Linked DNA regions of Mus musculus: region 1 is linked to region 2. The links are chromatin loops, found by intact Hi-C in ENCODE. Cell type or tissue: heart. All regions are shown on one strand. Each heading gives the region's core, and the rest is flanking DNA. Links, peaks and the distances in the headings are about the cores only. Region 1 overlaps Mogat1 (monoacylglycerol O-acyltransferase 1). Region 2 overlaps Gm29536 (predicted gene 29536).

Region 1 (2,914 bases), core at 190-2,689, 310 kb after region 2:
TTACACAGTCTCTAAATATCCAGCTGTGCCAAACAACAGCTGCCCTGCTCAGTGACGATACCACCCTAAGCCACAGAATTGCTCAGTTAGTGTCTAGAGGCGCTTTGAAGTTGGTATTTTGCTTTTGCTCTGAGCGCATGAGTAATTCTAAGACTTTTAGGAACCTGAAGAATGATATAGTCTCCCTAAATTCAGAAGATTTTTAAGTCTTAGTCATCTTCAATCCTGTGCTATAATCATCTAGTGTATTTTTATTTTCCACTGTTATGAACCAACCTTGGAGCCTTACCCATGGTAGGTAAGCATTGTACCACTTGGTCATAACCCCAGACCTCCATTTTCCTGTATTTTTATTTATCACAGTATAAAATAACAGCAGTGGTCTTCACCACTAATTCTTTTCAGCTGCAACTTGATTCTAGAGTCAAAACAAACAAACAAAAAACAAAAACAAAACAAAAACCAGAGAAATTATTTATTTATTTTCTCAACGATGCTTTCTTGCCTTCCTTTCTTATGCCTTGGAGGAAGGAGGTTATTTAAATACCAGAGTTTCGTGCTCCGGAATCCCATATTTCCCTTTGTGTTCATTGAACAGTTTCTTTAGCTCCTCTAGGTATGTCTGATGCAGCTCTTCAATCTGCTCTGAGGTCGGGTTCAGAGTCTGCTGAACAGGGATGGGGCGGCCAACTGTGGAAAACAGAGCACGTGTCATCCCTGAGGACAGCCACCACTCCACCCGCAGCCTGGGTCTCCCGTGGGCAGCTGAGCGCTGGGCTGCCAATCGGCTTCCCTCCAGCCCGCTGGCTCCAGTCCTCTCCTCAGCTCACTGGCTGCCTACCTCAGTCACACCATCCCACTCGACAACAAATAAAGAGTTTCCCTTCTCAGCAGACACTGAGCTGTCATTCTGTGGTTTGACTTCTGAGTCAAATGCGCTGCTGTGCCGACTGCAGCTGTGCGCAGAGTAGGCGTTGCTGCGAGCCACGTCACTCTCATTCTCCCCTGGGCACAGCTGACAAGCAAGACCACAGGGTTCTTATTGTGACTGACTGTGAAATGTTCAGGTCACGTGACATCCTCTATTATGACTTTTTAAAAAATATCTTTCAGAACAATTGAAAATGTCACTTACTTACAGCGAAGTCTCTGTGCGAGAAAGTCATCTAGTCACAAAACTGAAAGCAACCACAGCTCATTAGGAAAACAGTTACATAGGCTGAGCTACATTCCAGTTATTCACCGGAATCTTAGGCAGCTATCTTTTTTAAAAAAAGAAATAACAAATAACGTGGCACACACAGTGCCTAAAATGTCTAAGAAAAGTTGCAAAATGAAGTGTGATCCCATCTATAAAAAAATAAATTTCTAGGTGCACCAATATTTTCAGTGTACAAGAAAAACCTGGCAAGATCAACATTTTCCTTTGGGGATTGGGTCAGGGGTGGGGAACAGCACATTTATTTTACCTGTATCGTATGAATGTTCCCCCCCCCCAAAAGTATCTGTTTCATCTGTATAATTACAAAAATACCTATTGGTTGTAAATAAATCTGGCGGCTTCTGTACATATTTTAAAAGACGTTTACATAACAATCTCAGAATTTGGAAATTCAGAAATACAAGTCTTTGACGGCCTGTATACACTGCACCCCCTGCTGGCCTGGTGTTGCTATGCGCCCAAGGCCAGGATGAGCCGGGTGGTTAACTTCAAACCTTGAAGCAAACTACTCCTTCTGAAGTCATTCGCTTGGGCATGAGGACTGTGAGCGCCGCTGTAGGGGGGTGGGGGTGGGGGGATGCAGTACGCAAAGGGGAGTCGGGTGGGGGTGGGTTCCTTTGTCTTTCTTCAAGCTACATACAGAGCGAACCTGTGCCAGTAATGGAAGGTGGTTATTTTTTAAAAACCTAAGCAATCGTGAAGGAATAAAGAGGCAGCAAGTGATAAAGACCATGAATATGGGAGTTGAGAGGCACAGAAGGAAGGACTGACACTCCCTAATTGCTGAGTGTTTCACTAGACCGAGCCTCCAAACACTCGAGGGCAGTTTCCTTCGATCTTTACGAAGTCTGATTTATGCACAGTAGACACCAGTCCTTTGACACACATTAGAGAGAACTGGAGGAAACAAGCCAGTGCTGGCACATACCTGTAGTTTCAGCACTCAGGAGGTGAAGGCAGGAAGGCTGGGAGTTCCCGGGCAACCTTGGCTACATAGTGAGCAGGCTGGACCCATCTTAGTTTTCTCTCTGCCCTAAAGTTTCCTGGGCAAGGGATGGGAGAATACAACTTGTTCTATAAAGCTTCCTCGCAGTTGTGACCTTTGAGGAAGGAAATCTGAGAAATCTGTACACAGACGGACCAGTAAACTTGTAGTCTTTTAGAAATAGCTGTAGTTTTTAGTGAGACTACCTCAGGGAGAGAGGTCAACGGGACGGTGAAGTGGGGACTGTGGAGAGAGGCATTGCTGTCTAAGGCAGAGTAAAAACAGCTTACTGTTATAGGAATTGTGACCTCTCAACCTCTCAATTAGGGCTTCTTTCCCTAGGAAGGACACCACAGCTAACTAAGTCCCTTCTTATTAAGTTCCGTTATATTTCAGCAGCTTCTCCCAGGAGCTCAAATCTACCCCTTTCGACTGAAGTAATCATAAGATGTTCTCCTTGTAAGATGAGCATAGCCCTTCCTGCTTTCCTCTGAGATGTTAAAAGTTCCAAATCACAGGAACTTAATATTTAAGCCTAGCATCCCTTCCTCCAGTTCCTAAGCTGTCCCCTAACTGGATTAGAAGGTTAGAAAAGCTCAATGCTTTTTAGGGATAAGCTAGAGGTAATAAAGGGACAATTTGATCATCATCGAGACCATACTTAGACTACAAAACTCAAGGAAGCTCATCTAGCGGCTGTGAGGGGA
Region 2 (2,914 bases), core at 94-2,593:
CTGTCACATGGTATATCCTTTGTCCACACATCTTTGTTTGCAAATGTTCATTGCAATGATTCATTGGTCTGTTACATGGCCTCTGGGCTTCTGCTACTCTGCCAATACTGGAACCTCACTGGGACTCCTCTCCCCTTGTTGCCCTGTGTCATAGAGATCCTATAGTTTTGGATTTGTAGAACTGGATCCTTCATGTAATCCAGCAGTTCATGGATTGGGCAGATGTTGGGTCGGACCAATTCAAAGCCCTGGATCTCTGAGCCTAAGAGGTAACTGAGCTGGTCAACCCAATGGTTTTCTTGCTCTCATGTCTTCAGAGCCAGTTCAACAACAAGCCCCACTACCAGGGCCAGCTCTACCTTGCTGCCCAGGAGACATGCAAGGCCCACTCTCCTGAGAGTTGCAGCCAGGGAATGACACGGCAAGTTCTCCTACTCTCATGATTGAGAGCCAGCCATAGATGGTAAGGGACTAGGAAGGGAAGGAGGGTGTCTTCCCTAAGACAAGAGATTTGTATTCTGCCTTTTTAGGTTCAGCTTCCCAGGAAGAAGCTTGTATCAACATTCCTTTCTCCACTCACCAAAACCCCAAACATTGACTGCCTCTCCCATATGCTCCACTGCTACCCACTCCAGTCCCTACATTTGTCTCCCGTATTTCAGCTGTTGACCTTGCTCCATTTCCACTCTACATTGCCAGGCTCAAAGCAGTATCTCATTCTCTTTTTTGACTCTATCACAAATGTAAGTGCTCCATAAAAGTTAGGTCAGTTAATTTAATAATACATTAAAGTATGACTGAAGTAATGTTTGTGTCCACTTAATTATTTAATAATAGAGGCTTTTATTATCAGACTCTGAATCGTAATAAGCAGCAAAACAGCAACCTCTAATCAAACCAAACCACTCATCCATAACATAATCTATTTATACCTAAAAGAAATATGAAGCACAATTAAATAAAATAGGTTAGGGAGATTGCTCTGTGGGTAAAGTGCTTGCCAATCAAGCCTGAAGACCCAAGGCTGGACCATTTGGCACATGTGTAAATGCCTGGAGGGAATGATGACCCATCTATATTCCTACTGCTCTTGGAGGATTGAAGCCAGGATTCCCCAGGACTCAGGACACTAGTTCAATCCATGACTGCCAGGTTCAATGTGGTGTGTAAGATAGAGAACTCTCATGGAAGACATCTGATATCAAAGCTCATCTACATATATATTACACACACACAAAATAAACACTAATACACAGGTGCCTACAGGCTACAATTTGTAATTTGCAATGAAATATCAACAAGTTTAAGGTGTAAAGGACCTTAGAGAACTAATGGAGCGCAAGAGGCGCATCTTTACTGTGGTACTGAGAACACCCCCGTAATGCCTACTGTTCTATGTGTGAACTAAACCACAGTTGAAGAAATTTACCAAATTCTCTAATAACTTGGGTAACATGTGAACAAAAGACTGATTATTATGAAGATGTCATACCTACATATAAAAGTCCAAAGACTCTATAAATGTCAAGAAAATCACTTCTTTCATGTGCAGGATTGTCTCCTGCAAATATTTCAATGTTCTGGCATCATGGCCCCGCCCACTAATTAAATCACAACCCTCCAGCCCTCACAGATTTGAAAGTGCCTCTAGGGGGCAGCATTCTCTCCAGGAGACTTGCTGTAGACCTCTAGACTAACCTCTGATGTAGTTTAAATGACACGTTCTATTTAAGAGAGTTATTCTATTTCTCTGCTAGTAACATGGTAAACTTTTTTTCACATGCTCACCTTTTAATAAATTTAAAAACAATTCTGAGTGAGAGATAAAACTTCTCTTGAAAAAAATCAAAATAATTAAAACTAACCACATGAACAAACGCTAGTGAAACCCAAGCTTCTGACGGCTCTCCCCTGTGGATATTCTCTCTCTCTCTCTCTCTCTCTCTCTCTCTCTCTCTCTCTCTCTCTCTCTCACACACACACACACACACACACACACACACACACACACTGCTGTGCTTTTTGGACAGTTGTGACCCATATGTGTCCACTAGTGGAAGCAAGAGGCTGCCGGGAACAAAGCAGAAAGGAAAGAACAGTGAACAGTGGTAGCCCTGCATCCACTGGCTACATTCTACTCTGAGCCAACCGTCAAGTCATTTTAGGACCCTGTGGAGAAAAAGGAAGACACCAATCTAAGTGACTTCAAATTCATCTTTCAAATCCTCTAACAGCTCTACTTTACATACTTGTTTTGCGTGTCTCTTGATAGAAATCTAACCCTTGCATGTTCCTCAAAAACCATCAGTCTTTGAAATACAATTTAAAGATGAGAGGCTATGTGGCAATCAAGTGCAAGGATCTAGGATTGATGAAAAACAAAGGAGACCTTGGGTTTTGGAGTGAGTGCCTGCAGACTCCAGCTGGAGGACCAGGCTCCTGCTATCACTATGGTAACACATGAAGAGTGATGATGGCACATCCTTTGGGCTCTTCAGAAACAGACCATTTGCAACTAACCAGTGTTAACTGAAGCTTCCAGGAAAAACACACAAACACACACACACATATGAAAAAAGGAAGGAAGAAAAATGGAAGGAAGGAGAGCCTGCACATATGTTAAACATTCTACAATGCTAATTAACTGATTGCATTTTCAATAATTGTAGAAAGCTGGAATGTTACAGGTTAGTAAGCACATATATCCTGGACTACCTTTAGCCATATAAGTAGTCATGAATTACCTACCCCTGTGTTTGACCTAACATCCTGTGAGTGTTAGGTGAATATCTTTGTAATATGCAAACATGCCCCTAACTTGCACCAACTAAAATGATAATATCATCAAATCATTAAATAGCATATAAAACATTATCAGCTAGCATACAAGACCTATAGCAGAGATTGTTTCCAC

The links. Peaks named below come from ENCODE experiments on the same cell type or tissue, not always from the same donor. Only the 100,000 strongest peaks of a DNase experiment are listed, where the experiment ranks them.
Region 1: a loop joins it to region 2, with 2.6 times the contacts of the local background. A loop is called at or near these places in 2 of 42 quality-filtered maps.

Annotation. Positions count from the first base shown.
Region 1 is chr1:78,535,720-78,538,633 of GRCm38, reverse strand. Mogat1 (monoacylglycerol O-acyltransferase 1) reads right to left here. Exons shown (of 7, transcript NM_026713.3): 7 at 461-690. The coding sequence ends at 536. Among named protein-coding and RNA genes, the nearest start is that of Mogat1, 26 kb to the right of the region's middle. In heart, for the core only: a CTCF peak has its summit at 1,642 (motif pointing left); DNase peaks (open chromatin) are centred at 803 and 1,663; H3K4me3 peaks cover 719 bases; H3K27ac peaks cover 472 bases.
Region 2 is chr1:78,845,401-78,848,314 of GRCm38, reverse strand. The region is part of intron 3 of Gm29536 (predicted gene 29536); the gene reads left to right. Among named protein-coding and RNA genes, the nearest start is that of Kcne4, 30 kb to the right of the region's middle. In heart, for the core only: a CTCF peak has its summit at 1,648 (motif pointing right); a DNase peak (open chromatin) is centred at 1,634.